Linked DNA regions of Homo sapiens: region 1 is linked to region 2. Evidence: chromatin loops called from intact Hi-C (ENCODE). Cell type or tissue: heart right ventricle. All regions are shown on one strand. Links, peaks and the distances in the headings refer to the core of each region. The heading gives the core; the rest is flanking DNA.

Evidence for each region. Peaks named below come from ENCODE experiments on the same cell type or tissue, not always from the same donor. Only the 100,000 strongest peaks of a DNase experiment are listed, where the experiment ranks them.
Region 1: it touches region 2 in a loop (6-fold over the local background); 2 of 110 quality-filtered maps call a loop at or near these places.

The regions. Positions count from the first base shown.
Region 1 is chr16:10,934,551-10,939,926 of GRCh38, reverse strand. CIITA (class II major histocompatibility complex transactivator) reads right to left here. Exons shown (of 20, transcript NM_000246.4): 20 at 3,533-5,376. All of the region lies in intron 1 of DEXI (Dexi homolog), which reads left to right. Among named protein-coding and RNA genes, the nearest start is that of DEXI, 5.2 kb to the left of the region's middle. In heart right ventricle, for the core only: a CTCF peak has its summit at 2,603; a DNase peak (open chromatin) is centred at 2,279; H3K4me3 peaks cover 3,276 bases; H3K27ac peaks cover 4,857 bases.
Region 2 is chr16:10,321,655-10,327,030 of GRCh38, reverse strand. No RefSeq gene overlaps it. Among named protein-coding and RNA genes, the nearest start is that of ATF7IP2, 62 kb to the left of the region's middle. RefSeq lists a cis regulatory region at 3,568-3,889. In heart right ventricle, for the core only: no CTCF peak of the experiment used is centred there; no DNase peak of the experiment used is centred there; H3K27ac peaks cover 2,385 bases.

The DNA.
Region 1 (5,376 bases), core at 56-5,055, 610 kb before region 2:
TCAGTACAGTGCCTGGTGATTGAACACAGTGAACAAGACAGACCAAGCCTTGGCCCTTTGGCACTTGGTGAGGAAGACTAGTAGGAACCCAAACAAGAGAATCAGATTTTTTCGGAACTATGAAGGCAGGCAAGAAGGACATGAGCTTCCCTGTTGTGTTCACTGCCATGTCCTCAACACTTAAAACTGTGCCTGGCCTCTAGTAGACGGTCTCTGTAGGTGTAGACATGGAGTGAAACAGAAGTGAAACGGTAGGATAGAGATGGTGGGCTGCTTTAGCTGAGGGGTCAGAGAAAGCCTCTCTAAGGAGATGATGCTTTTGAGCTGAGCCTTAATTTGATAGAAGGATCTGGAGAAAAGCAGTCCAGGCTGAGGGAATCAGTGGTGCCAAGACCTTCAGGTGAGAGAGAGTTGGTTTTTCCGCAACCAAAAGGAGGCCCATGTGGCTGGAGAACAGCCCCAGGAAAGGTCAGTGAGGTGGGTGGGAGCCATACCATGGAGGACCTGGAAGGCCATAGCCAAGAGCAGTGGAAAGCCATTGGAAGGTTCTAGGCAGGAGATGACACAATCCCATTCCCATTTTGCAAAAATGACTCTGGCAATTGTGGACAGAATGAGCTGAGGGGTAAGAGGGGAAGCAGGGCCACCACCTCAGATGCTGTTAGTTGTCCAGGCCAGAGGTGACAGAGGCTTGGATGAGGGGAGTTTAGTGAAGATAGAGAAACATGAACAGACTGAGAACAACTCTCAAAAGTAGAACCTATGGAATCCATTCAAAATCTGTACTGAGCATTGATTGTATCGCACTCCTGTGTCTAGGCCCTTTGCATATGCACTCACTCATTCAACAGACTTTGACCCTGCCTGCTCTTCTGCCAGGCCGTGTGCTAAGGGCCTGCGATCCCAAGATAAATCCCTGTCTCCAAGCCAAGCATTTGACTTTGAAGCAGTGTAACTTGGTGAGGAACGTCTTATTTTATCTCTTTACCACATCAACAGAAACACTTCCCCTTCCAAATGAAAACATTGGCATATTCTGAACTAAAAACTGAATCCCAAATGCTTCGACATATTTTGCAGCAAACGCTGTTTAAGCAGAAACACCAGGAAATATCTCTCAGGGACACCCTTGCAAAGCTCTCGGGGTGTCAGGGCCTGACCCTGGGAAGTGGGGAGGCCTGGAGAAGTGGTGGAAGCCATGCACAGCCTTCCCTCCTCCCCACCCTCAAATCCAAGCCAAGGAGGCCTTGCCCCCAAGTGCCGAGGAAGCTCAGAACCCCAGGGTATGAGAGGGGTAGCTAGCAGCAGGGAAGCCGCCAGGAAAGACCTCAAGATGATCTGACCGAGCCTCATCTCCAGGCCCCTTTCCATAAGCAGGGGAACGCCGGTAGTCAGTCCTGCTCTTTCTCAGCCATTCTCATGTGGTCACATGTGTTCCCCACACGCCAATCCAGGAAACAGTGACTAAGGGCGTGGAGCATGTCACACAGTGGGGCCCAGGATGAATCTCAAGATGAACAGGTGCACCTACTTTTGCTCCCTCTTTTTTTTTTTTTTCTCTTATGTGTGGACCCACATAATTCAGTTCCTCAAACATTTGCTGAGCACCTACTTGAGGAGGCAGTATTAGGGTCATGGTTAAGAGCCAGGGCCCTGGGTTCACATCCCAGGGTAGCTGTGACCTTGGGCATGCTGCTTAACCTCCCTGTACTTTGGTTTCCTCTTCTAGAAGATGGAAATAATGAAAATCTCCCTTGTTGTGAGGATTAGGTGAGATATACATAAAGCACTTAGATCTCCTTGTATATAGTAAGAGATGTATTAATATTAACCACTCATATTCATAGTCGGATACAATGGAAAGCGTGTTATACCCATGCCCTTGCAAATGTACAAACCTGCACCTATACTCATGCATGAATATTTATATCCTGTGAGCAGAAGAGGACAGGCTGCCTGAGTGCCAGGGAGGTCCAGGTCTAGCCTAGCTGGGGGAGACTTCCCACTCTGCCTTCCCAGCCCCAGGACCCTTAGGAGAACTTTCTTGCTGCCCTGTGGTCCCCAGGGCACCAGAACCCTGGATAGCCGGCTCTGTGGTTTTCCTAGAGTGTTAATTGTTGCCCAGGAGCAGGGAATGGGGAATCGGGAGCTCCCTCCTTCCCAGGAGAAAGGGCTGCAGTGGCTGGCCTGGGAGCCAGGGAGAGTCTTCACGTCCCAGCAGTTCTGGTGCAGAGGCAGCTCAGTTGGATTATTCGTCCCGGTTCCTAATGAAAGTGAAAGCTGCTGGTACCTGCCAGCCCTCTCTTGGCACACAGCGAGCTGAAAATGCAGAGACTGGAGAACGTTGCCACCAGAGTCAGCTTGTCCTGGTGCAGCTCAGATTTGGAGCTGAGGGTTATCGATGCATTGGTCTATCTTATTCCAGGATTTCCTAGGCTTCAGTTATCTCCCAACTAGGAACCACAGCTGCTCCTTCCTAACCTGGTCCCTCCTTGCCAATCTGTGGCCTGTGCTATCAGCAGAACCCCTGTGCCGGACATAGAGCTGCCCAGGTCAGAAACCCAAACCTTCCACAGGGACACAGTCAGATTTGAGTTATGGGAGATCCCACAGCCAGGGGTCAGGGCGGATGCAGGAAACCAGGCCAGGAAGCTGTGGCTGTCATCTAAGCAAGAGACAGACAATGGTGACACAGGGAGGCAAGTATACCCCCAGGCCTGGCCACCTCTCCAGCTCTGCTCCTGACATGAGGCTCACCCAGAAGGTCCTTGGCCATAGGGTACATTGGTGCCAGCTGCGTCTTCAGACAGGAGAAAACCCCAGTATGTGTCTCAAGACAGTGAGATGTCAAGAGTCCTGCTCTCTTAGCCCTGAATTATACAAACTGGAGATTTCAGCCAAGAAACAGGCAGGGTCTGCCCCACTTACAGCTCATGTGTCTGTTTTGCCGAACTAAGAAAGTGAGGGCTTCTCTCAATTTGGATATTCATATTTCTGGTTTATCTGCTAGCTTTCCTCCCAGAACTTCTGAAAGCATACTCGGCTTTTGGGAAACCTAAGATCACAATAAAAGTGGCAGACCTCTTTATCCCTGTCTCACAAATAAATGGAGGCACAGAATGGGGAAGTGGAGGCCGAGGGAACAAAGCCAACTAAGACTGCCAGCCCGGTTCCCTGGCCACAGCACTGAGGGTTTGAGGGGTGCCTCCAGTGAGGGCTCCCCATCCCCGACCTTGGAACACCAGCTCATAGTTTCTGCCAGGCCTATTTCATACGCACTCTTCCAACTTTTTCCTGAATTAAAAACAAACAAACAAACAAAAACCTCTGTTATGAAGTAATTTCACACTTACAGAAAAGTTGCAAGAGCACAAACAATGCCCGCCCAAACTCACCAGTTGCACCAGTTAGCACTTTGCTCATGTACACGTGCATGCTCTTCCCTCTGTTTGTATATGCATGCCTGTGTATATGCACACATGTGTATATGTGTAATTTTCATAAGCATTTGAAAATGGGTTCATTATGCACCTTTACTCCTAAATAATTCAGTATTTATTTCCTTAGAACAAGGACAAATTTGCATAACCACAGTAGGGTTGTCAAAATCAGCAAATCTAATATTGATACACTATACAATCCTATGACCAATCTCATCTACAACTTTATTCAAATTTTATAGAGGCTGAGGTGGAAGGATCACTTGAGTTTGAAACCAGCCTGGGCAACATAGTGAGACCCCGTCTCTACAAAAAGTAGGAAAAAAAAAATAGCGAGGTGTTGTGGTACACGCCCATAGTCCCAGTTACTCGGAAGGCTCAGGCAGGAGGATTGCTTGAGTCCGGGAGTTCAAGGCTGCAGTGAGTTATTATTCCACCACTGCACTCCAGCCTGGGTGACTGAGCGAGACCCTGTCTCAAAACGAAAAAAAAAAAAAATTGTCCCAGTAGTGTCCCTTAACAATAAAAAGGGGAGAGTTGAGGTCCAAGATGCAATCCCAGATCAGCTTTTGCATTAATCTCGAGCCTTCTTCAGTCTGGATCAGCTCTTCAGTCTGTCTTTCTCTCTTGTGACATTGACATATTAAGCAGAGTACAAGGCTGGTGTTTTGTAAACTGTCTCTCAATTTGGGTTTGTCTGATGGTTATACTCGAGATTAGATTCAGATGAGGCATTCTTGGCAGGAATATTGCAGAAGTGAGTGTGTGTCTTCAGTGCATCTTATCGAGAGGCACATGCCATCTGTCCCCTTTCTGGCGATGTTAACTTTGATCAGTTGGTGAAGGTGGTGTCTGCCAGGTCTCTCCACTGTCAAGTTACTATTATTCCCTTTATAATTTGCAGTTTAAGATGAAATGCACTAGTTTTAGTGCTTCATCTGTAAAACTACTTTTTTATGTGAATTTATTTTTTAAAAAATGTCTGTCACTAAAGAGAAAATCATCATCGCTTGGCATGGATAAAAACACTAACTGCCAAAGTCATTAACTTTTGGCCAAATACCAAAGCCAGCTAAAGTCACAGGGCCTTGGCCTGTATTCTTTGTTAAAAAGAGATTAACAACTGTCGGGTGATAAACATAAGATATACCAGCACCAAACTGAACTTTCTCCTCTAAATAATCATAAGGATTGACCAAAAACTGAAAAGCAAATTGCTTGCTCACTATATGTGATTCCTTGTTACTTAGGGTCACCTCCGTATACCCTCTAAAATTGTTACTTACATGCTTTGCAGTTGGACATATTTTGGTTTAAATCCCAGCTCCACCAACACCTCAGACTTCATCTCCTAAGCCTCGGTTTCCTTCTCTGTAAAACAGGGATAATAGTAGCACCTGCCTAAGGGCTTGTGCAAATTAGATTGGGATAGTGAATGATGTATAGTTGGTGCTTGCTTAATGAATGACGTGGTCAGTGTCAATGGCGTGTCAGACCCTGAAGGGGCTCTAGCCCAGGAAGCCTTCCCCCTTTCCTTGGGTGCCCTTCCTCCTGAGGACTGGTTACCAAGGAGGGTGTGTCTGTGTGGGCAGCCTTTGAAGTAGCCCAAGGGCGGTGATAATTGGTACCCAGCGAGTCCCCAGATGGTGCTGGTGCCCTCACAGCTGCCATCCCAGGCCCCAAGCTTGGAGTGGCGGGGAACTCCCTCAAGGGTAAGGCTTCATTTCTGGGAGTCCCTCCTGGCAAGGGGCTTGGCTGGGTGGTTAAAAATAACTGCCTCTCCCACATCTCCATCACCTGCCCCAAGCATCACCCTGTGAAGCCGCCAAGGAGGGTTCCATTAGACCAGGGAGGAAACTGAGGCTTGCAGAAGTTCGATGACTCATCTCAGATACCCATCTATGAGGTGGCAGCATTGGGCTCCTGGCCACGCTGT
Region 2 (5,376 bases), core at 105-5,104:
TTACTCCTGTTGGTTCTCAGAACATGATACTCCGATATGTGGCATCTTGGCAACTGAAATAGCCTCAGAAGCAAGAAAGCGGCTCTGACCCTCCCCTACCTTTCAGTGTGAGAGCCGGCCATAAAGGAATTCTCTGGCTGATTGCAAGTGCCTTTGCAAAAATTATAACTGAGAAAATTATAACAGTGAAAGAGATCTGACCCAACCGACTCCATCTTGGTTCTCTCCTCCAAGCTGTCCTTGTTCATTCCTGGGCATAGGCTAAACTATGGGAGAAACTTAATTTATAGTTTAACTTAGAAACAAAGATGATAACAGCCTTTTCCCAAAACAAACCCCCTTCCGGCCTGGGGACTAGACTGCCTTTGCAGGACCAACAAACTAGCCACAAGATTAGAAATTATGGTTTAGGGGTCATGTAGCTAGAGGGTGCAAGATTCTGAACCTCTCCAAATTGCTCCTGGGGGTAACATCACTATCATAAAACGTAAGATCAGTGTTTGATATATTTTGCAGACCTTGTACCTGATGGATCAGCTGGTACCACCCAGATCGATAGACTGGCTCATCTGGTCTAGTGGCCCCTACCCAGTAACTGACTCAGCGCAAAAGGACAGCTTCCACTCCCTATGACTTCATCTCTGACCTAACCAATCAGCACTCTCCACCTTCCAAATGTCCACCCATCCAATTATCCTTAAAAACCCCAATCCCTGAGTTTCTGGGCAGCCTGATTTGAGTAATATTAAAACTCTGGTCTCTCGTACAGCTGGCTCAGTGTGAATTAAACTCTTTCTTTATTGCAATTCCCCTGTCTTAATGCATCAGTTTAAATTGGCTCTGTCGAGGCAGTGGGCAAGGAGAATCTGTTACACAGTTACATTACCTTGCCTGAAAGTAGGACCTAAGATCCTCATTCTGTCAGAGGCACTTGAACCAGAGCAACTCCATCTTAAATAGGAACTGGGTAAAATGAGGCTGAGACTTACTGGGCGGCTTTTGCAGGAGGCTAAGGCATTCTTAGTCACAGGATGAGATAGGAGGTTGGCACCAGATACAGGTCATAAAGACCTTGCTGATAAAATAGCTTCCAGTAAAGAAGCTGGCTAAAACCCAAAACCGAGATGGCGATGAGAGTGACCTCTGGGTGTCCTCATCGCTATGCTCCCACCGGCACCATGACAGTTTACAAATGCCATGGCAACGTCAGGAAGTTACCCTATATGGTCTAAAAAGAGGAAGCATGAATAATCCACCCCTTGTTTAGCATATCATCAAGAAATAACCACAAAAATGGGCAACCAGCAGCCCTTGGGGCTGCTCTGCTTATGGAATAATAGCTATTCTTTTATTTATTTTTTTTATTTTTTGAGATGGAGTCTCACTCTGTCGCCTAGGCTGGAATACAATGGCGTGATCTCGGCTCACCACAACCTCCGCCTCCTGGGTTCAAGTGATTCTCCTGCCTCAGCCTCCTGAGTAGCTGGGATTACAGGCACCCAGAGCCACACCTGGCTAATTTTTGTATTTTTAGTAGAGACGGGGTTTCTCCATGTGGGTCAGGCTGGTCTCCAACTCCCAGCCTCAGGTGATCCACCTGCCTTAGCCTCCCAAAGTGCTGGGATTACAGGCATGAACCACCATGCCTGGACCATTTGTTTATTTTTTTAAATTTTCCAGTAAACTTGCTTTCACTTTACTCTATGGACTCGCCCTAAATTCTTTCTTGAGTGAAATCCAAGAACCCTCTCTTGGGGTCTGGAAAGGAACCCCTTTCTGGTGACAATTCCAGAGAGATCCTGCTCTATGCCCAGAGGCCCTGCACCACCCCCAGTTTATTAACAGTAGATCATACTCTTCTTGTCAAATCATCTTTGTACACAACTGTTCATTTTCCAGTGAATCTCAGCATAAAAATACAGTTTCCTCTGGGTCTTTGTTTCTGAAGGCTCTCGTGTCATGCAAAATTTTGTTAAATTCATTTGTTATGTTTTTCTCTTATTAATCTGTCTTTTGTTGTAGGAGTGTTGGCAATGACCCTTGTAATGGGTGAGGATAACTTATTACCTTTTCACTCCTACGGTAGTTAATTATCCTCTAAATGAAGTTGAGGTACAAGGAGAGGATTAAGTGACCACTGATTGAGAAGAAGTGGCTGCATGTATGGCAGATTGACCTACACCCACCATTCCCTCCATAAAATCTCCTGGCTAAGCATGGTATACTGAATGCCACAGCTAGTAGCCCTCTGTACCCCTCAATGTTCTCATTTATAAAAGAGAATAACACTTTTATATCCAGCTAACTTCTGTATTTTTAGTGGAGATGGGGTTTCACCATGTTGGCCAGGCTGTTCTCAAACCACTGACCTCAAATGATCCACCCGCCTCGACCTCCTTAAGTGCTGAGATTACAGGCATGAGCCACTGTGGTTGGCTAGAGTAGTTGTCTTAAGGATTGACAAAGAGCCTCCCCTTGACCAAGCTTTAGGGAGATTCATCGAAATCCTCTTCCCAGTTAGGTCTCAACTCTTGGACTTCCATGGTGTTTTTTTTTTTTTTGTATCGCCCAATTTTAGCAAGAATCCTGCTAAGTCAGTTTAGCCAGAATCCTCAACCCTGGATATCTGATCACATTCCAGATCACCCTGGCTTACCTGCAGCAAGAGTCCTGTTAGGTCCATTTAGCCAGAATCCTCTTCTCTTACCACTAATGTTTCCTTTAGCTAATTTTCCACTCATGGATCCCTACCCTGTTTCTGGGCTATAAATTTCCACTTGTCTTTGTTGTATTTGCAATTCAGCCTATTTTTTTTTTCTTTTCTTTCTTTTTCTTTTCTTTCTTTTTTTTGAGATGGAGTTTCATTCTTGTTGCCAGGCTGGAGTGCAAATGGCACGATCTTGGCTCATTGCAAGCTCCACCTCCTGGGTTCAAGCAATTCTTCTGCCTCAGCCTCCCAAGTAGCTGGGATTACAGGCACACACCACCATGCCTGGCTAATTTTTGTATTTTTAGTAGAGACGGGATTTCACCATGTTGGCTAGGCTGGTCTCGAACTCCTGACTTCAGGTGATCCTCTTGCCTCAGCCTTCCGAATTGCTGGGATTACAGGCATGAGCCACCTCGCCTGGCTGAGCTGGGGTTTTTTTTTTTTTTTTTTTTTTTGGCTAGTGTATTTATTTTCATTTTAACATCTTTCTATAGACTTTGCTTTTGAAATGGCCACTACTGAATTCCTATGCACAGGCCAATATTTTTGTCTGATCATAGGGAGTTTCCACAGAAACTTTCCGAAACTGGGTATTGATAATGGTCATAACTGTAGATTTTTGTTAGTTCTGGTTTCTCTGTGCAAATATACCTGCAGGTAAAAAAAGATGGGTGGACCAGGGGAAGAGCTTTAGGGAGGAGAGAAAAAAATCTGTGACCCTGCCAACCAAAAAGTGAAATTACAAGTGCTAGCACTTAGAGAAATCACGGTTAGATTTACTCTGAGTCAAGTTGGAGGACTGAAGCCTGGGAACACATACTCAATATAGACCAAGAATCTGTCCCAATGTAGGTTGTGCAAGGCACAGTATATACACATTTTCAAACAGGAGGATGTGTGTGGCACAGAAGGTAGGAGAAGAGGGGAGAGAAGCAAGGGTTACATTTTTGTGATTCTCATTGGTGCTCCGTGACTGTATACATAAGATAAGGTAAAAGAGCAGTTGAGCGGGTCAGGAGAAAGGTTAGGCATCTTAGGGCCTGGTGGAGGGTGGCTGATTCCAGCCTGTCTTTGTTCTACCTCAGATAAACAAGTTTATACCCAGTACCTGTCAGTGAAATGTTTAACAAGCTCCAGTTACACAGGCACACAGGCAAGAGGTCAGCTTTAGTTTATAGGCATAGGGTTTTTTTTGTTGTTGTTGTTTTGTGACGGAGTCTCGCTTGGTTGCCCAGGCTGCAATGCAGTGGCATGATCTCGGCTTACTGCAACCTCCTTCTCCCAGGTTCAGGCAATTCTCCTGCTTCAGCTGTTGCAGTAGCTGGGATTACAGGCACCCATTACCTCACCCAGCTAATTTTTCTATTTTTCAGTAGAGACGGGGTTTCACCATGTTGGGCACGTTGGTCTTGAACTCCTGACCTCAAGTGATGCACCCACCTTGGCCTCCCAAAGTGCTGGGATGACAGGCATGAGCCACTGCACCCGGCCATATAGTCATAGGTTTATAAACCATGTGCCTAACTGTAGCTATTGTGGGTCACTGTTAACAGTTTCTTTTGAATTTTCCTTTTTCTGACAACCCCATGACCCATAAAAACACGAAAAGGAATACGGATTTTTTTTTTTTTTTAAAGACAGAGTCGGCTGGGAGTGGTGGCTTATGCCTATAATCCCAGCACTTTGGGAGGCCGAGGCGGGTGGACCACTTGAGGTCAGGAGTTTGAGACCAGCCTGGCCAACATGGCGAAAACCCATGTCTACTAAAAATACAAAAATTAGCTCGGTGTGGTAGTGCGTGCCTATAGTCCCAGCTACTTGGGAGGCTGAGGCAGGAGAATTGCTTGAACCTGGGAGGCGGAGGTTGCAGTCAGCTGAGATCAGGCCATTGCGTTCTGGTGACAGAGTGAGACTCCATCTCAGAAAAAAAAAAGAAAGTCCTTGCCTTTCCATGTGACCCCTGCTTTCGAAGCCTTATTAGAAGGGGTGCCCAACTTTATATCTTCTTGGTTCCCCCTTCTTTCAAGTTTCTTTCCTTAAAGCTGCTGAGAATGTAGCTCATTTATGTAGGGGCCAGCTGCTGTGCACAGGGTAAAATGGATAAAAAGCATGCCTCTGAGGATAACAAATGTGGTTGGCCTTGGTGAGATGGGAGTGGAGCAGATAAAGGCCCTTGGAAAAAAGAATAAGGAGCTGAAAAATGTCACATGTCTCTGGGAAAGGGAGAAATCATTATAGAACAAGAGAAGTAAACACTTAGAGCCTGGCTTAAAAGAGAAAACAACCAAGACGCCAGCCCTTGGGCAGAGAGAAGAGGACGTTGGAGGGGGGGGGCAGGTATGGTTCAAGGAAGAGCAACTGAGAGAGGAAGGAATGGGGGCTGGGGGTATGTAAGCCATGTCTGCAGCTGCTTCTTAGACCTACATAGCAAGGGCATGTCTTTACTCCCATCAGTTGGGAAACAGATGTAAAAGCCTTCCAAATTAATAACAAAGCTAAGGCTGAGCGTAGTGGCTCAGTCTTGCAATCCCAGAACTTTGGGAGGCCAAGGTGGGAGGATCACTTGGGGCCAGGAATTTGAGACCAGCCTAGGCAACATAGTGAGACCCTGTCTCTACAAAAAATGAACAAAATTAGCCAGGCATGATGGTGCGTTGCCTACAGTC